2 separate regions of the Homo sapiens genome follow, and region 1 is linked to region 2. Evidence: chromatin loops called from intact Hi-C (ENCODE). Cell type or tissue: CD4-positive, alpha-beta T cell. All regions are shown on one strand. Each heading gives the region's core, and the rest is flanking DNA. Links, peaks and the distances in the headings are about the cores only.

The links. A loop is a pair of places that touch in the nucleus more often than their neighbours do. Peaks named below come from ENCODE experiments on the same cell type or tissue, not always from the same donor. Only the 100,000 strongest peaks of a DNase experiment are listed, where the experiment ranks them.
Region 1: a loop joins it to region 2, with 16 times the contacts of the local background. A loop is called at or near these places in 29 of 110 quality-filtered maps.

What each region holds. Positions count from the first base shown.
Region 1 is chr6:135,905,766-135,913,765 of GRCh38, reverse strand. The region is part of intron 1 of PDE7B (phosphodiesterase 7B); the gene reads right to left. Among named protein-coding and RNA genes, the nearest start is that of PDE7B, 58 kb to the right of the region's middle. In CD4-positive, alpha-beta T cell, for the core only: CTCF peaks have their summits at 3,595 and 3,794 (motif pointing right); a DNase peak (open chromatin) is centred at 3,805.
Region 2 is chr6:135,529,499-135,542,447 of GRCh38, reverse strand. The region is part of intron 2 of AHI1-DT (AHI1 divergent transcript); the gene reads right to left. Among named protein-coding and RNA genes, the nearest start is that of AHI1-DT, 38 kb to the right of the region's middle. In CD4-positive, alpha-beta T cell, for the core only: a CTCF peak has its summit at 6,317 (motif pointing left); a DNase peak (open chromatin) is centred at 6,327.

The DNA of each region.
Region 1 (8,000 bases), core at 1-8,000, 370 kb before region 2:
AAAGAACAGCTTTTTAAAAATTACATCAAAGGTGATAACAAAAAACTAGGGTTTTATTAAAGAAAGCATAATTGTTTTAATTTTAAAGACAAATTATCTGGCAACTCTTGCCAGTACATGTTAAATGAAAAGGAAACTTTTTTTCTTTTACTTTTTAAGAACTCTTTTTGAATCAAGGTACCTACTAAAAGGTGGGACAGGCATTGGTAGGATGTTAATATGAGAGGTCATTTCAAATGGAAGACTGGCAAGATCAAAGCCAGGAGGCATAGGTGTTATGCACTAAAGAGTGACCGCAGTAGTGGACGCTGGATTCCAGTCAAGCTATGTTTTCATACTAACATGATGAAAAAATAAAGGAGTGGGTCAAAAGGTCCAGCAGGAACCCTGGGCCTTAGCAAGCAGGTGAGGTGGCAGCACCAGGCTGGGCATCTTTCATGGTGGTTAGCAGCACAGGCCCTGGACTGGAATGGCCTGAGTTAAAATCCAGACATTACCAGCTGTGTGACATTGGGTAAGTTATCAATGATCTGGGAGACTTAATTTTTTTATATCTGGACTATGTGGGGTGGTAGGAGGAGGAAGTGCAAAATCAATACTCAATTTATAAAGTTGTTTTGTAGATTAAAAAGATAATTATGTGAAGTTCTTATTACAAAGTTCGTGGTACACCTAAAGTATTCAATAGATGTTTGTCATTATTATCAATGCAAAGAGAATGGGATTTAGAGTCAGAAGACATGGGTTCAAGGGTAGAGTGAGCAAGTTCCCTGCTTTGCCCAGGATGTTCTCATTTCTAGCACTGAAAGTCCTGAGTGCTGGAAACCCCAGCCCAGGGCAGACAGGATGGTTGATCCCCTAAATTCTGGCACTACCGACTGTGTGATCTTGGGCAAGCTCCTTAAATTTGGGCCTCATTCTTTATCTGTAAAATGGGAATGATAAAAATAGATATCTATCATGATGAAATGAAATAATGCCTGTGATGAAATCTATGTAAATTAAAAGCTATTTTCAGATATTAATTATTGTTACTAATAGCCCAACTGTCACTATTCTCCTAAAGACCCATGTTTATTTTTTCCTCTCAGCTGTTGCTCATTTTATTTTCCTTTTCTGGAATGTCCTTCACTTTTCCATTCATTCAGCCAGTGATCTCTCCTGCTTGTTCTCTCAGTTTCTTCTTTCAGGTATATTCTTCCTTTAAATCCCCAACATTTAGAAATATAGTCCCTTGGTATCCATGGAGGATTTGTTCCAGAACCCCTGCAGATACCATAATCTGCAGATGCTCAAGTCCCTAATATAAAATGGCATAGTATTTGCATATAATCTATGCACATCCTCCTGGATACTTTAAATCATCTTTAGATTACTTATAATACCTAATAAAAAGTAAATGCTACGCTATGTATGTAAATAGTTGTTATACTCTATTGAGTTTTAAATTTGTATTTTTTTATTGTTGTATTTTTCATTTTTTTCTAATATTTTCATTTTGCCATGGTTGAATCTGCTGATGTGGAACCCAGGGATACAGAGAGAGAACTGTACTAGGTAGGAGATTCTTCCAGTGATGCCAAACTCTTAATGTATAGCAACTCTTCGCTTATGCTGGTCACAGTGTTGCATGCATGGACATTTACATGTGTTAACGTGTGTGTGGTGGAAAGTGAGGGCTATGTTGGACAAATATAAGCACTTTTACACTATTTACTTTTGGAAATCTCTTCCAGATAGGAAATTCTATAGCTCTAGAACTCCTGGCTTCTTTTCAAAAATATTCCATGTGTACTTTGGGCTCACAGTGGCCACTTGTCCTGCCATTCAATATAAATATTATGTATACTACAAATGCAAGGCACATATATGAAATTTAAAAATTTCTAGCAGCTAAATATTTCTAGTAGTCAAAAATATTATACAATTTTTCATGAGATATTTTACTTTTTTTGTACTAGCTCTTTGAAGTCTTGTAGTACATCTCAATTCAGAGCTTCACAGCAAGAGCTCAAAATCTACAAGAGACTTGTAGTTACCATATTGGATAGTGCAGATTTGGACTTTTGTGGTTTTCTGCATAGGTTCACAGTGCCTGGCCCCTAATAATTAGACCATGTCTTCTCATACACAGCAAACACAAAAACACATAGATAGCATGGTGAAAAATCATATTCAAACACAGACTTAGGAAACTGACATAATAAAACAGCAGAATGTTTCTGGGTCAACTCAAGGATTTGCATCTAAAGTCTACCATAAACTTTTGTAAATTGTTTATATCACGTTGGTTTAAAAGTTTGTTCAAAGATGGACAAACTATTTGTTGAGTGTTGAGAAAATCCTATCCTTGGTTATAGAAAAAGAGGACTTCAGTTTCCCCTGGGGAGAAGAAATATATGATGTGTGGTGGCCAAGGTCATCCAGTTGGTCACTGAAGAAAATTCACCAACCATCCAAAATAAGGGCAGTTAGGGTTTGCTTATATTTTTCCCTGAACAGCTGTGGGTGTGGAGATTTAATGGATCACCTAGAATTTTCCTGCCACAGCTAATGATTCATAGGGACAGCTTATGAGTTAATTAGAGCTCTCCCAGCCTTCTTGTAAATAAAGACTATGTTTAATGAGATGTTCATTGTAATTACTGAATCCCTTTTTATAGCCAAATGTTTTTGCTTTTTAATTCTTACATTTTAAATATTTTTCCTCCTGTGAAAGATTTATGTACACAGGGTAGAGCCTTGTGTTATCAACTGCATAATTACTGCCCCACCAATCTGTTTTTTAAACTCCTTCTTAGTCATGCTTCTGAGACCAGAATGTAGGTTAATCATGCAGAATGATGGTCAGATATTTTCTAAGAATATGGGGTTACTCTTGGGGAAATTTTCATTAATATTCTCATAAAATAATCTCCTTGGCTGTGTCGAGATAATGCAATAAAAAAAGTTTAAAAATTGCCAGGGGTTAGATGCGGGGGCAGGGGGTGGTGAAGGTAGTGGGTGGAGCCGGGGTTGTGGGAGGGATGAGTGGCTGGAACACAGAAGATTTTTAGGGCAGTGAAAATACTCCATATGGCACTATAAAGAAGGATTGATATCATTATACATTTTTCCAAACTCATAGAATGTACAACACCAAAAGTGAACCCTAAGGGACTCTATGGACTTAGGATGATAATGATGTGTCATTGTAGATGCATCAACTGTAGCAAACTTTGGTGGGGGATGTGGATAATGGAGGAGGCTATGCCTGTGTGGGGGCAAGTGGCTTATGGGGAATATATCTTCCTCCAAATTTTGCTGTGAACCTAAAACTTCTGTAAAAAAGAAAGTCTTTAAAAGTGAAAAACAAAACAAAACAAAAAACAAACAATTAGTGAGTAGTTACTTGTATAACCTCGGTGTTACTGACAGTTCTAAAGTGCTGACTGTGATACTGGCTTCTAGAGGAGTGGGACCTGTGGATACCAAGATTGTCCCAACACCATCTAAGCACAGATATTGGTAAGTGAGGAGTTGGATCCCCCTTGGATGTTGTAGTGGGTAAGCTTTGAGGTTCATACTCTTTGAGTTTCACACCCTCCCTGGTGAACTTAGCTGTGTTCACAAATGACTGTATATTGGTAACAGCTATATCGCATGTCAGACATCATTCCTAAATTTCAAACTCATATTTCAAGTGTCCTTATTGGATATCCTCACCTATTCCCACAGACACTACAAAAGCAATACACCTGTCAGGATTTTAGGTAGCAAGCAACAGGAACAGTCTCTTGCAAATGTAAGCAGTAGAGGGCGCCATTACAAGACTAGCTGGCTCATAGTGCTGGAGAATTAGATGTGAGCTCTTCAGCCTAGAGCTAGTCCCAAGATCACACCTGCGTTTGCCGAGGATCCGAGTCTACGGCTGCTGACCTTGCAATGCTGTACCTTGCACTTTTGTCTCCACCAGCACTGGGCTCTGGGCCCCACCCTATCACCAGGCCACTTTTGCGTAGACACTTTGATCTTCCCGCAGCAACTCCAGAAAGCAGTTAAAAATTCTACTTGGTGAAATATAAAATAAAATTAAAAATATAAAAATAACATATATGATTATTATGAACTATCATACAAAGAGAATATTTATTTATTTATTTATTATTTATTTATTTGTGGAGACAGGGTCTCATTCTGTGGCCCAGGCTGGAGTGCAGTGGCATGATCTCGGCTCACTGCAACCTCCACATTCCCAGTTCAAGCAATTCTCGTGCCTCAGCCTCTGGAGAAGCTGGGATTATAGGCGCACACCACCACTCCCAGCTAATTTTTGTAGTTTTGGAGTTTCGCCACATTGGCCAGGCTGGTCTCAAACTCTTGGCCTCAAGTGATACGTCCACCTCGGCCTCCCATAGTGCTGGGATTATAGGAAGAATATATAACTATTAATGCACAATTTAAAGAATGATCAGAGAGTACCCATGTTCCCATCTTCAGGGCACGAAAGAAGATATGACAGCACCACACCTCTGAGATCCCTTCTGTTTCTCTACACACTCGCATTCCTCTTCATCTATCCAGAGGAAATGACCACTCCGAATTTTTTTTTCTTTTTAAAATTTCACAGTAATTTAACAACAATTTTACATGCCCCACAACAATTCAAAACACAAAGTCATTTATATTAAAAGTTAAGGAACATAACTGAATTCTCAAATATTGTCATAACTAACATAAGATCCAAAGTTCACTTTGATAACTTAATGCTTTAACTAACAAAATCCACTTATCTTGATCATGCATAGATTAGTTTATAATAATTGAAAAAGGCAAATATTTCTAGGTACTGGAGATACCAGGTAAACTTGTGGTAAATTCTCTGTGATTTCGTTCATACTATAACAGACTTTTCTACTTGATGCTGGTGTTTTTTTGACCATTCAGAAATTTATCTTATTCTCTTTCTTTTCTTTCTCACTAGACCCACCTACATAGGTATTCCCCAAGCAGCATATTATTGTATGTTGCCTGAACTTTTTGCAAATGGGAACAAATTGGATACTTGTGCTTCCTTCTTTCAAACTTAGATTTTCAAGTTTCCTCCATTTTGAGATATAGCTCTATTTTATTCATTTTGCCTGTGGTATTGTACTCTAATGTGTGAATATAATACAATGTACTTATCCTTTCCCCTCTTGGTAGACATTTCAGTTGCTTCCAGTGTTTCATTTTTGTTTTTTTTAACATATTCTTATAAATATTTTTATACAGATACATGTAAATGTTTCTTTAGGTAAATATCTAGGAGTAAACTTACTGAATTGTAAAATAGGTGATGACAATAGTTTCTAAGGAAATTGGACCAATTTACACTCCTAAAAGCAGATGATAGGCCGGGTGCGGTGTCTCACGCCTGTAATCCCAGCTCTTTAGGAGGCCAAAGTGGGAGGATCACCTGAGGTTGGGATACGAGACCAGCCTGACCGATATGGAGAAACCCCGGTCTCTCCTAAAAAAAAAATACAAAATTAGTCGGGCGTGGTGGCACATGCCTGTAATCCCAGCAGCTCAGGAGGTTGAGGCAGGAGAATTGCTTGAACCCAGGAGGTGTAGGTTGCAGTGAGCCAAGATCACACCACTGCAGTTCAGCCTGGGCGACAAGAGCAAAACTCCGTCTCAAGAAAAAAAAAAAAAAGCAGTTGACAAACCTTCTTGTTTCTTCATAATACTCCACAAAATATTATCTAACTTTCAAATTTCTGCCAATTTGGTAAATATGAAATAATATCTCCTAAGAACTTAATTTTGCATTCCTGAGATTTTCAGTTACAGCATCTTCCCAAATGTTTAGGGGCCATCTTCTATTTCCTTTGATATGACATGTCTTTTCAATCTTTTGCCCATTTCCTCCCTATAGGAGGAATGAATATCTTCTTTATAACAAGTCTATCCAAGAGCAGGATATATCTGTCTTTATTAAGGTTTTCTTCAAAGTTTTTCAAAACTGTTTATTCAATAAGTTTTATAATTTTATCTATAAGAGTATTACATGTATTTTTAGGAATATTATTCTGTACTTTATATCCTTGTACTAAGCTGTAAATGTAAATTAAAATTACATTGTCTAACTACTTTTTCTAGGCATATAGAAACAGTTAATGTTGTACATTCAATTTTTAACCAGCACATTTCTAATATTCTCTTATTAATTATAGTAATTTGAGATTTGCAGGCCTGAGCATAGCAGAGTAGCTTGTATTGGACTAATTCTCCTCTGATAACAACTATAGAAACTAGACAAAATATAAACAAATAATTGACTAAAAGCACCGCTGAGCAACCAAAGCAAGCAGAAACTGGAAGAGGCCTGATCCGTGAAAACTAAGCTCTGTAATTCTTTGGGGTGCCAGGGGAGAGAATCCAAGTAGAAAGGCACAATTTTACTGGTTTAAGGAAACAGAGGTCAGAGTTTAGGGCTGCTAGAAGAGTTGGAAATGGAAGGTAGTCTCAAAGAAGAGCCAGGTGGAAGGAATGTCAAAATCTCTCTACCAAGTCTTCTTAAATTGTTGGCTGACTCCTAAATCCTGCATGTGCAGGGAGGGTCTCCAGGAATTTTATAAAAAGCAGCAGCAGAAAGCTGTAGCTAGGAGGCCAAATGAGAGCTGAGCAGAGATTTCAGCAGAGATTTCCTGGATGTAGGAACAGAGTTTGCAGTTCACCAAGGACCAGCATTCATCAGTTGCTTTCCTCTGACCTTGCCATGTCATTTCAGAGATTTTCATGAGCTGGGAAGAATAGGTAGGTGGGCAATTAGGGGTCAATTTAGCTGGTTAAGTTTGGTTACCCTACCAACTATATAATATGAAAGGTAAAAATGCATTTAGACTCAAACGATTTCTCATTAACCACCTTTCCACAATGACATCCTGGGAAAAGCCTAGAGGATTAAAAAAAAAAAAAAAAAAAAAAAAAACAAACCTCATTAACATTTGAGTCAAAAGAAGACATGTAAATGTTTCTGCTATGAAAAGTATTTGTATGAGTCATTACATCAGGACACTATATAAGTACGTTCATACCATTTAGTCAAGCAAGTGCTTGCAGAGAATTTATATATAATCCAGAACTTCAAGTCTCTCTTACTTTAATTTGAAGAATAAAATCCAACAAAAATAACAAAATAGGGAAGACATTTCTAGCGTCTTCCTCTTATATGGTATAATCATCTATAATCTCTATTCTTGGTAGGTGAGATTGGGTGGGCAAGAGCTGTAAGTTCTGTTATCAGAATATCCATTTGGGAATGGTGTAAAATGATGACTGTTCAGAAGACTGAGACCTCGACTGATGGGATAATAGCTAAATATCAAACAGTAGGACAAAGGGAGAGCTTGCAGTTTCCCTAACTTTGTAAAATCATAGCCAGTAGATCTATAAGTAGTTCAACGGGTAAAGATTTTGCTTGTTTTGTAAAGAATCTGAAACTTTTAAAATAAACTTTAAGATATCACAAATCATTCTGGCTTTCTCGTTAACCATTTATACAATAAGTTCTCTAAAATGCTTCTTTTTCAAGCTTTTTACTGTCCTAACATGGGCCTTATCCACAGACCCTGACTAAAATATCCTGAGTCTCCACCATAGGCCTGCTCTGCGGAGTTCCCTAACTCATGTCATTGTGGGCACACTTCCTGAACCGTCACTTCCAAGCAACCAGAAAGAGAAGGTTGTACTTTTGAAACAGCAGCGTCCAATTGAAAAAACCGGGCTGAAGTTTTCCGAACATGTGGGACTCTTCTTTATAATTTGAACAAAGAAGAGGAGGAAAATTACAGGGTCACCGCAGCACAGGGCAGGAGAGCTCCCTTCTGTCCTGCTTCTCCTCAAACAATCCAGCAAAACGATGCCTGTGACCACCACTCCAAAAGTGACTGGCACGCATTCCAGCTGCTCGCCACACAATCAGTCCTTTCTGTCCAGAAAAAGGCCTGGGATTCATGCTGGCTTTTGCGTAGTGC
Region 2 (12,949 bases), core at 1,867-9,866:
GGTGAGAAAAGGCATTCTTGTCTTGTGCCAGTTTTCAAGGGGAATGCTTCTAGCTTTTGCCTGTTCACTATGATGTTTGTTGTGGGTTTGTCATAGATGGCTCTTATTATTTTGAAACATGCTCCTCCAATACCTAGTTTTTGAGACTTGTTAACTTGAAGGGATGTTGAATTATTTCAAAAGTCTTTTCCACATCTATTGAGATAATCATGTAGTTTTTGTCTTTAGTTCTGTTTATGTGATGAATCACATTTATTCATGAACCAACACTGTCTCCCAGAGATGAAGCCTACTTGATCATGGTGGATTAACCTTTTCAGGTGCTGCTGGATTCGGTTTGCAAGTACTTTGTTGAGAATTTTTCCATCAATGTTCATCAAGGATATTGGCTTGAAGTTTTCTTTTTTGTTGTGTCTCTGCCAAATTTTGGTATCAAGATGATGCTGGCCTCATAGAATGAGTTGGGAAGAAGTCCCTCCTCAATTTTTTGGAATAGTTTCTGTAAGAATAATACCAGCTCTTCTTTATGTATCTGGTAGAATGCTACTATGAATCCATGAGATCCTGAGGCTTTTTTAGTTGGTAGGCTATTTATTACTGATTCAATTTCAGAGCTCATTATTTATCTATTCAGGGAATCTATTTCTTTCTGGCTCAGTCAGATGTCACTTTAAATCGAAATCGGTGGTCAAGGAAAGCCTTTCTGCAAAGATGACACTCAAACAAAGATTTAAAGGAGAAGAAGAATGAGCTCCCCAAAATATATAGGGAAGAGTATTTTAAGCAGAAAGACAAGCAAATGCAAAGGCCCTGGGGCAGAAGTGTGGACCAGTAAGAGGAGATGAAGTCAGAGGAGTAGGGGAGGGGACACAAATCACAAAGGGCCTTAGAGGCCATGGTACTGACCTTGACTTTCAGCCTGAGTAGAGGAGCCATAGAAGGGTTTTTGAGTAGAGAAGACAGAGTTTGATTCTCAAGTGATCATTTCTATTGTTTTGTTGAGAGTAGAGTTGTGAGGGGCAAGGGTGGAGGCAGGGAGACCAGTTTGGAGGCCTTTTTAATAAGCTAGATGCCTCAGCCGCCACTCTTGGGCAGAGAATATTCCACTGGTTGTGCCACAAATCTGTCTTCAAAACAACACACCTCCAAGTGCAGCCTATAATACACTAAAGTATCACATAGCTTTGAAGTACAAATGCAGGTAGGGTCAGCCCAGCTGTCCACTGACTCAAGCTGGCTCCTGTGTGAGTAGACATTATCAGGGGACCCCCACTCATATACACTAGCACTGCACAGAGGGAGTTGAGAGAACAGTGCTGTCTGTGACTTGTTACTTAATGTTGCTCTCAGCCTCTACGGTTGCAAACCCACTATTCCTTTCATTCTTGAATGTGTCCACCCCATCCTTTGGCTCAAAAGTCTACTGTTAACATTGTATATATTGACTCAGTTTCCCCACTCAGCTGCCTTTCCCACTCCTGCAACTGAGCAAGGTAAAACTATAGGAATCCTATTTATGTCAAGACATAGCAGAGATATCACCAGTATACTGTCATTATGGATGAATATCCACTTTCTTACCCAACATATATATGCCCTGTTTGAGCTTAAATGCTCCACACAAACATGTAGGCACCAACTTTAGGCTTTTTTTTTCTATTTTTGGCCTTGCAAAAGCCCCATACTCTTTGTGAAAAGAAGGGAAAAGTTCCACTCTCTCTACCAGCGTTTTCAAACCAAGATGTGACCACAAGTACAGCAGCACCACCTCAGGGCTACCCTGGGAAATGTGTATCTGAGGGCCTGGATGTGAAAGTTGTGTATCTGTCTTTTATATCCAAACACCCATAGGAGGCCAGAAGAGAGATCTGTTATCTTAGAATGAGAGGATTCCAAGATGATCCAAGGTGTTTGGTAAATCCTAGGGCTTATCATATGATGGCAGAAATTTATCCCGCATTTCCCTACCATATCTGCCCAAATAAATGGTTTCCCCTAAGAGGCCAAGTGTTTGACTGATGCTTTGCTTCATTTGTAGCCTTATAGGTGCTGCAGTTCCTGTTTTCTGCTGACCAGCTGTTCATCTGCCCTAACCCTCCCTGACCATAAGCCCATTTTTTTAAATAAACTGCACAGTAGTATCATGGAGACAATGGATAAAAAATACCAATGCTCATGCTTCTCCATAGCAAGTTAATCAAACTTCTGTGAGTGTGGCTAAGGCATTACTTGGGGTGATGGCAATGTGCAGACAGGATTGAGTGAAAACTCCATTCTTAGCCATCAAAACTAATGTCTTTATTCCTTAAGTGGAAACCATCCTCATTCAAGAAAATACTGGAAGAGAACAAAGCTAACTTTATCCGTGAACCTAATTCTACACAAAACTGATCCCAGACAAGGTGTGATGGTTAATATTGAGTGTCAACTTGATTGGATTGAGGGATGCAAAGTATTGTTCCCGGGTGTGTCTGTGAGGTTGTTGCCAAAGGAGATTAACATTTGAGTCAGTGGACTGGGAAAGGCAGACCCACCCTCAATCTGGGTGGGCACAATCTAATCAGCTGCCAGTGCAGCTAGAATAAAAGCAGACAGAAGAACGTGAAGAGACTAGACTGGCCTAGCCTCCCAGCCTCCATCTTTCTTCTGTGCTGGATGCTTCCTGCCCTCAAATATCAGAGTCAAATTTCTTCAGCTTTGGGATTTGGACTGGCTTTCTTGCGCCTCAGTTTTCAGACAGCCTGTTGTGGGACCTCACCCTGTGATTGTGTGAGTTAATACTCCTTAATAAACTCCCCTGTATGTATATACATCTATCCTATTCGTTCTGTCCCTCTAGAGAACCCTAATACACAAGGTCAGTTCTCCTAGCGGGAATGGGAGCTTTTGGACACCAAATTTTCCTTTGACATGTGGAGGTACTATTTCCCTTTGCTTTTGCTCTGTAACACCAAAGCTAAGGCAAAACACAATCCAGCATCCCAACTCCCCCATCCCCTAAAAACTGATTCAATCCCTCTACCTGCTTCTTGACAAACAGCCTTGATGGCTTTGCATGTGTAATTCTCTCTTCTTGGAATAATAACTTCCCTGCATCCCACCTCAATTCATTCCCATCTCCATCTGACTGACTTTTGCTCAAGGTAACAAACCTTGATTATGAGATATGACCACCACCTATTTACTCCATAGCATCTCCCACTTCTTCCTATTATAGCACCTATCACACTGTATTATACTGTTTTTCATCAAGTCTATGCCACCATCAATTATAAAACACACTATTAGTTTATGTAACATCAAGGAACAAAAAAAGCTGCCAGTAAAATTATTACACAGCCTTATCACTTAGAATTTTTATTTTATATGTATTGAAAGGGTTCTTTTAGTGTGATTCTGAGACATATCAAAGAGCCCATGGTTTGTTAGCATTTTTTATTCAATAAACTGATCGTTTTCATTTTTCTTCAATCAAAATACATGTCACACGAAGTTAGGCAACTGCTGTTCAAACTCAGCAGGAAGTTTCTGATATTGAAGTTTGACACCTTAATGATAGTCCTGCATGAGTGAATTGGTCACATCAACTCCTTGTTGTTTTGAAATTTCTTTCATCTCTTCAAAGGCAATTTTTCCTGACTTTCATTGAATTGCTTGGCATGTGACATAATTATTTATCAGACTTTTATGTCATATGAACCATTTACGGACTTTAAAATGAAGATTCTGATTTTGTAAGTCTGGTGTGGCGCCTGAGATGCTCCAAATCTAACAACTTCTCAGGTAATGTTGATGCAGAGACTGTACCTGATCCAGAGACCACACTTGGTTGTAGCAAGGTGATAGACAATCCTTTGACACATAGCATAGTCACCACATTTTACACAACTTATTCAACATGTATTTTCCTTTCTTAGAACCCATAATTATTATTTTATTATGGGTTTGCAAGAAAATAAGAAATGAGAATCATCCTTCCAATGGTAAATATTTACCTCAGTGACATTAAATATACATCCCACTGCACTGTTTCTAGCCCTTCTTGCACATACCACAATTTTTTTTCTAATACTGAATTATAAGGTAACATTTAAAGCATTTTAAATGGCAATTCACTCAACTCATGCATTATCAACAGTGCACATACCTCAATGAAGGGAAGACAAGATCAACAGCTATGACCAAGTTTGCACCCACACAAACCAAGACTGCTTATGACAGCAGCCTAGACATGGCATTTGCAAGATACCATCAATTGTAAGATGCAACCTGATTTCCAAGAGGTAAGACAGCTGGGGGTGGGGGTGCTATGCATGCCTTAGTACTGATGCAATACTGTAGTTGTCTGTGTTCTTATCTCTTTTCTTCAACTGTATTGTGAGTTACCTGAGTGCATGGACTAGAAAAGCCTTTGTCCTAAATACAGAACACAGTGTCAGGCACAAGGTAAGTATGTGGGTTGCAAATGCCAGCTTAATACTCTTCTGACAATGTAGTTTCAGCTGGACTAAAAGTCGGTGACTCACACTTATTCATAACCCATACATATTTGAAATGTTCTCTGGTTGTGCCTACCCAGGGCTTAATGTGAGTAAACGGGAAAACCAATGTGCCTTGTCAGCTAACACAAGCCCAGAGTAGTGGAGTAGGTGGTGGTGGTATTTTAAAAAGACTCATTGTATGATTCTTTGAGATTCTGATTACTATCATTTGCCTTTTGATGCATTGTGACTGGTCTATTCCTACCCTCCTGGCTAGCCTGTTTCATTTTTCCTTCTTTATTGCGATATGGCTCAAGTCAAGTAGAAATTCATTATCTGTATATTATTATTCATTTGGGCCTTCAAGTTCATGAGCATCTCTGATAAAAAGTATATGAGTCTCCTACCTCCAAAAAGACATGAGGAAAGAATTATGTTAGCATTTTACAAAAGCACTTCATGAAATAGTGTGTTCATTAACATAGAGGTTGTAAATATAAAAAATTATTGCTGAGGAAATAATGCAAAAATCTCAGTAACTGTAAACAACTAAATTTTAATTATCTGATATTTAACTCCCAAATCGTAACAGGACAGCTATTCAAATAAGAAAAGCCCTCCACTTAAAGTTATCTCATTAAAATAGAAATGGGCTTTTATAGTCCAAAAGCATAAGAATTTAAGGAAAGTCATTACATTTTAGGACTAGAAGGGATGATTCCAAAATCATCTTGTATAAATCCTTCATGTTCATAGGGTTGAGATCTTTCCAGGTTTTTCCATCCGTATAATTAAAATGTTATTTATAATTTTAACACTCTATATTCATATGAAAACATAAAATTGTTCAAATGCTTGATTCACAATAACACTTCTCTCTTTATATATGATTAAATCACAATATTTTAAGTTAAATATTCCCCGTAGAGAAGGGAAGTGGAAAGATCATTAGAGAAGTCTTTGCCTATAACCTCTGCCCTATGTAATAGAACCTATTAAAAATGTAACATGTGACCCTTGCTAAGAAAATATATAGCCAATAATCTTACTAGTCAAGAATGCTAAAAGTGGCATTGTTTCTTCTGAGATTTGAGAGATGGAGAAATCAAGGTAAGATTCCCTTTTTATATTCAGGCAATATTTTTCTAAGGGGAAGAGAAAATTCTTCTAAGGATGGGCGAAAATATTCTCAAATTTTAAGCCGATTTTTCTCTAAAACACAATTTTAAATGTCTTGTTAAAAAATATTTATGTTTTCTGTGGAGAAAATAGAGATTGTTTCTAAAATATCAGCTTTGTTTTAAACCAAATTCTTTACAGGAATCTGCCTGCTTGAGTCTAAAAATCCTCCAAAGAAATAGATGTAGCAGCAATTTTCCATTAATGAGGGTACCTCTAGCATTTATTTATTAGATCTTCTCTAAGGAGATATTTACTGAGTGCAGGCCTCTTTTAGATGTCTATTCTATCATTCTGGTATGTGCAGAAAACTGGAATGTCAACCCAGGGCCTGAAAAGTGGTAATGTGCCTTTAAAGGGGTCTACATTACAGCTAAAAGAGTTTAGTTATTGAGGTCAGAAGGTGCCTGGTTGTATTTCCTTTTCAAGTATAAATTGTGGTAAGAAATGCTCTGAAGTTCACGTGATGGATTTGAGCAACCCTAGATGGCTACAAACTTCCATAAGTAAGCTGCCTTGCCCATGACTAAGCCCTAATTCTTGACTACCTTCATGTCAAGTTGGAACAGACTGGGAAATAGAAAACCGGGAAACAGAAAATTTTTTGCAATTCCTTTGCAGGAAGGAGAAAAAGTCAGAAAAATCACACATCAAAAAAACCGGAGCTTTAGCGACCTCTTGTGGGATAATTTACTAGCAGCCCATAATAAAACACTTGCAGATTGAAATCTGAGACAGGTTTTCATTGCAGGTGCAGTACTCCTCTGGTGGGCCTACTGAGAGCCAATGGATTGTTACAACCTAGAAATGCTTATACATACATACAGTTATCAATAAAGTGTTGGCCAGATGTGGTGGCTCATGCCTGCAATCGCAGCACTTTAGGAGGCAGAGGCGGGCAGATGGCTTGAGCTCAGAAGTTCAAGATCAGCCTGGGCAAGGTGAAACCCTGTCTCTACTAAAATACAAAAATTAGCACGGTATGGTGGCATACACCTGTAGTCCCAGCTACTTGGGAGGCTGAAGAAAGGGGATCACTTCATCCTGGGGGATAGAGGCTGCCGTGAGCTGTGATCCTGCCACTGCACTCAAGGCTTGGCGACAGTGAGACCTGGTCTCAAAAAATAAATAAATAAAAAATAAATAAAGCATTAATAGTTGCACTGGACTATATGTTCAAGAGAGCCTACCTATATAATAAACACACATCAGAAGTGATTTAAATGAAGAATTAAATATATTAAGACATTTAGAGCCTTTTATCCATAGGATAAGAAGGAACCTTCCAACCACTCATCATATATTTAATGGTCCTCTGCAAGGAATCGAATCACAGGGGAATTTGGGAAGAAATTATGGATTAATCCTACCTAAACTACAGGCATAATGTAAGTGACTCAATAAATGACTTAATGGAAAATAAAAAAAAATCATCTTCATACTTAATAGTTAACATTAATATTGTTAGAGCTATAATGAATAATAAATTGGGACATCTTCTAGCTAGATTCCTAATATATTTACGGTTAATAGGATGAAGAACAAGGGCAGAATTTTTGGCCAAATGGACCAGGGTCCTCGCCACAGTGGTTTAGTGGTTGATGAGTCTACATACCTCAAGAATGACAACTGACTGAGGAGATAAAGTCATTGTGTCATACTTGGAAAAATATTTGAATAAATACTAGAGGAAAAAATAGGGCTGTATTTCACTATCAGATGAGAGGTAAAGTAGTGAGAAGATAATTGAATTATAGCATCAAGCAATCAGATCTACGGTTATAGTGGTTTAAGCATAGTCACTTGGACTTTCATAATGGACATTTCCTCAGAATGTCTTTACTTTCCATATACTCTGGAAGATCATTTTTCATAATTCCAAAGACATGTTCCTCTCAACAGTGTTTTCTTAATAAACAAATTTGTCTGTAATTCTTGTTTAGGAAATCTAATATATAACTAAAGTTCAGATAATTAATTCATTCCTCTTTGTTATTTTTTCTCCTTGAAATCCAGTTATGTAATCAGTCTCATGATTGTGAGTGTATTAGGCTAAAATCCGAAATTTGAGTATTTTAGGAGATAGGCAAATAGACATAAAGGCAATTGAATACACATTGCAAGGCTACAAACCAGGTTATCTAATAATATAGCTCTGTAGATAAATTTTCTTTTGCTTATAGTTGATTCTAAAGTAGATTATTTAAGAGATTGTGCCTTGATTGTAAGTCATAAAATAATATTTTCTGTGTTATAAGAATGGGAAGCTAGGGTCTGGTAATAAATTATGGCTAGGTTTTATAATTAAGATGTCAGAAGAATAATTTGGTAAGTCAGTAATTGCTTTTCTCTTGCTTGGAGCATTTATCTTGGTTTATATATTTTTAATATTCTGATACTGATGCTCATAAATCATTTAAAATAATTTAAAATTTTTAATTATGTAAACTTCCAAAATTAAAAAAAATCAGTAGATTTTACTGCCCAAACCTAATTATATTCATATTTGCATACTACCTTATACCTATTTTTTTTTTATTAGCCCTTATCCAAAGATAGTCTTACATTTTCTTAGCTATAATTATGGAATTAGATGCATGCCACATTGGGCACTTTATTTCTATTTCCTACAGTCTTCATAAGCCTTACTGTAGAGATAAATAATATTTTATTTATCATATTGGTATAACATCACTCATCATTTACTTTATGATCTCATAAGTTATTTGTAATTATTTGCTATTGAATATAATGTTGCAATAAACATCTCCATATAAAAGTTTTAGAGGGGCTTTATTGTTACCAATAATTTGTTCCAAATCTCTTTGAAATAGTGTAAGAGCTGTCAGCGTCACAGCAAAAAAAAGAGATGGCACACTCTGAAGGGTTTTGTCTATTATGATTTCATTTAATAAATGTTCCTAAGGTTTCTAATGTATCCCCAATAGTACTGTACTATTTACACCAGCAAATACTAAATTACTATCTATGTATTTAAGCAGGTATGACCTCCTATTACAATACAGAGACTTCTGTTACCCTTGGTTTCTGGAAAGTAAAAACTCTTAAATCCTGTTTCACACAATATCGCTGGGCCTCAGCAAGTCTCACTCAGGACTCATGGGGGCCCCTTCATTCCTGAACTCAGAGACCTTAACATGCCAAAAAGTCCTGCCCTTCTCAGCAGTTGTCAAATTATGAGAAAGGTTCAAGCCCCAGTGGCATTCATGTTTAACCTCCACACATTTTCTAGGTCCTTTTAATCTCTTTTAGTCTGCACAACTACCCTGTGAGAAATGCATTGCTATCCCTTGAATAGTGCGATATTAAAAATTAGATGTTAAGTAGTTCTCTCGAGGTCACAGCTATGAAGTGGCACAGTCAGGATGTAACCCAAGATCTTTCTCTTTAAAAAGTCATGTTCCTTACACCACTTCACCCTGCTGTGTAACACAGATGTCTAGTAAATCAGCATAAAATGTGTGAAGTTCCAACACAGTGCTGGTATGCATTAGGTGTTCCCCAAATAATTACTTGCCATGATGTTTGTTTTTCTCCAATATGGAATTAACTTTGGTTATATATTCCATTTAACTCTATTCTGTTTAGTTTAACATTTGTTGAATGCCTATGGTGTGCTGGGTAGTATCCCAGGTACCAAGGCTGTAGAATGAGTGAGGCAAGGTGTTGGCCACTGAGGTGCTTCTGGCTACATCTGGGCAACAGGACTGCAATCAATGTGGTAACTGTTGTGAAGAGAAGCATGGGGCACCTGGCAGTGGGCAGCACCTAGCAGTGGGCAGGTGAAGGTATACCCATTAAGGATTCAATCAGGGGAGTGATGTTATGGGATTTGCCTCTTCTTCTTCTTCTTCTTTCTTCTTCTTTTCTTCTTCTTTCTTCTTCTTTCTTCTTCTTCTTCTTCCTCTACCTCTTCTTCCTCTTCTTCTTCCTCGTCTTCCTCTTCCTCTTTTCCTCCTCTTCCTCTTCCTCCTCTTCCTCCTCCTCTTCCTCTTCCTCCTCCTCTTCCTCTTCCTCCTCTTCCTCTTCTTTTTCCTCTTCTTCCTCCTCTTCCTCTTCTTCCTCCTCTTCCTCTTCTTTCTTCTGCTGCTGCTTCTTCTGCTTCTGCTTCTTCTGCTGCTGCTTCTGCTTCTTCTGCTTCTTGTCCTTCTTCTTCATCTTCTCCTTCTCCTTTTTTTTTGTCATCCCTCTGCTACAGGAGGATGTGCCCTTTAAATGGACAGCCATGATGGAAGAAGGAGGATGGACTGTGAGTGCAAAGCCAGAAAAGATGAGGCAGACAAAGGAGGCCAAAACAATAATCAACATGAGTGAAGATGAATGCCTGAACTAGAGGAGTAACAGCAAAGCTAAAAAGTAGGAGGAAAAGCAGAGGAGCAATATTTAGAAGTGAAATCAGCAAGATGTAGTGACTAAATGAGGTGAGCATGAGGGAAGGCATTTCAAGTGACTCCAAGCGGTCTGGCTTTGGTTTCTAATGCATGCTGGCACCATCATGTGAGGAAGTATGTAGAGTGGCAGGGGAACCTGGTGTAGAAAATTTTCAGTAATTGGAGTATGTTTATTTCACTAAGTTATGGTCCTTCCAATTGGAAGCCTAAGTTGCTGAGCAGATCTGAGGCGTCAACTTATAGGTGATAATACATACTGTGAAATTAAATGAGAACCACATCCTGTCTGCCCCTATCTGAAGAAGCATATGCAGAGTAATAAGAGCAATGGGCTGAAAAAAGACCTCCAAGAGTACCAGCATTTTGAATTATGCAAAGAAAAAAGATAGAAAAAGGGGACAAGGAAGCAATAGGCAGAGAGTTTCGATGACAGAAGAGGGCATTAATGAAATAAAGAGGTGGTTTCAAGAAATGGGTTAGTATGCTAAATAAAATAAATGGATTTAAAAATAGTAAGATCAATTATGGTTAGCCAGATATTGTCAGCGCAGAGGATAGAGGAGGAAGCCCGATTTTAATAGGTGAATGAATGGGGAATTCAAGAAGTGGTGGTGGTCAAGTGCAGACTATTCTTTCTGAAAACAGCTGATAAAGGTTAGCTGATACAGACATGGCTAACATTAAAGGGGCACACAAATTCAAAGATTTTTTAAATGGGAGTTCCATAAGCCTTAAGAAAAGACAGATGAAGAGAAGCAGAAAAGTTGAAGGCATATAAGAAAATTGGAGAACAGACAGAATAGTATCCTAATCAAGATCCTAACTGGAAGGCCTGGCCTTGGGAAGAAGGCAAGAGAGCTTCCACTGAGATTGGTGGGAGAGAGTCAAGGATGATTCTGGTTCAAAATTTGAGGGAAGGTATGGGTGTTTGAAAGTTTTCATTCTTCAACATCTCAATATTGTCAGTAGAATAAAAGGCCAAGGCACCAAGAAAAAGTTAAAAAGGATCTTAAGGGGGAATGGCAGGAATCTAAAGAAGTTCTTGGGAAGGGTGGCAAGAATTACTAACCAAGAACAAAGCATAGGACAGTCAAGCATTGATTAGACTCCAGCTAAGTTAAATATTATATTGGCCCCTAGCAAATACCAAGTGACCTTTTTCTGAGACTGTTCAACAGCCAAGGTATATGCATAGGAAAGTCCAAGGTTTCAGAGATTTGGGGATGTTGGTACAAAAAAGTGGTTCCATCAATAAGTTATAGGGTTCAAGCTGGGGAGGGATATAAACAAGAACAATGTGGTAGATAAACTGGGGTAACAGAGCCATGAGATAAGAGATGTCTGTGGTGTCAGAGAGACATCTATGGAGAGTAAGGTCTGAGGAGAGAGCTGGAAGTAAGAGGGCAGGACAATTGTAGGGAATAACAAAGTTCAGAGTATATCCACAGTTGCCAGTATTTTGTGGGGTGACAAAGGTATGTGAAAATCACTGGAGTTGGAGAGGTGGAAGAACCTTTGAAGTCAGGGAAGATAATAACAGGATTTAGCAGAGGATGAAATTGTGACCCAGGTGTCAGAGTCTTGAATGGAGAAAGTGAGTGACCTAGAAGAATTGTTTTCCAAGGAGAACCAAGCATCTGTCATTACCAGGTAGTCAATGGAGCCCTCTTTTAATACACACAGGATGTGCCATGGGCTTCCAAGTTGCGGCTAAAATATTTGGGGCAGTGGAGGGAGTACCATTCGTGTTGATCCAGAGAAGACAGAAAACCATAAGAGTAAGAGAGAATAATGTTTCAGAGGGATTTCTATTTTAGCCCATTATCCTAAGTGACCAGAATGGAAGGTCATTGAAATTAGTCTAAAAATTTTTTAAGGGATCTTTAGTATTAGATTTCAACACATGAACATTTGACTTGGAATGATCTAATTCATATCCACCAGGGAAGTCTGGAATGGCTCAGGCAAAGCTTGCCTTGGATTTTAGATTGGTAGAAATTACAATTTCACTATACTCCAGCCACATCATCCATCTTTACCTTCAAACTGGCCAAGTTCATGTCCTCCTCACCCGTCTAGTCTCAGCTGAAGTTTAACTTTGTGGTAGGGCTTTTTTCAACTACCTACACTAAAGTGGAAGCCACTGCTGTCATTCTGAATCTCACTACTGTTTTCTATTTTCTCAATCACCTCTGTTACTTCTTTGCTGTTTTCTTGCACTTGGATTTCACTTCATTCTACTCAATAAATATTTATTGAATGAATGTTTGTACTCTTTGGCAGCAAAAATATACCAAGGGATTTACAGACCATTTTGTTTATTTCAGAATAGCCGTTGACTTTACGTGGCCAAATCATTAATAATAGAGTTAATCTAACATATTAGACGTTTAAGTACAATAAGCAAAAACAAGTGAGTCAATCACGTTGACCCTATTTAACCCTTAAAAAGTAAAAAAAAAAAAATTATTGCTATATATCATAGTGCTATTATTACTACATTTTTATTAAATGTGAGCACCAAACATTTATAGGTCTCTACTGTGCCCAAGGCAAGTAATGGAACATAAAGATTAAAAAAAGATGGTCTTTCCTATCAATGAAGAGTTAACAGGGAAGATGAGACATACTTGTACAAGAAAGATATAACTAAAATGATACTGAAGCAGAAGTTAAGTTAGATTACCCAGTTCAGGTCCCCGGTTCCCCACCTGGTAGCTGTTCGTCCTTAAGCATGATACTTTTCCTTGAAGCATCAGCTTCAGCAACATTTAAATAAGACTAATAATGATACATATTTCATAGGGTTCATGTGAAAATTAAATGACACTTAAAAAAAATGAAGTGCTTAGCAAAATACCAAACATATAACAAATA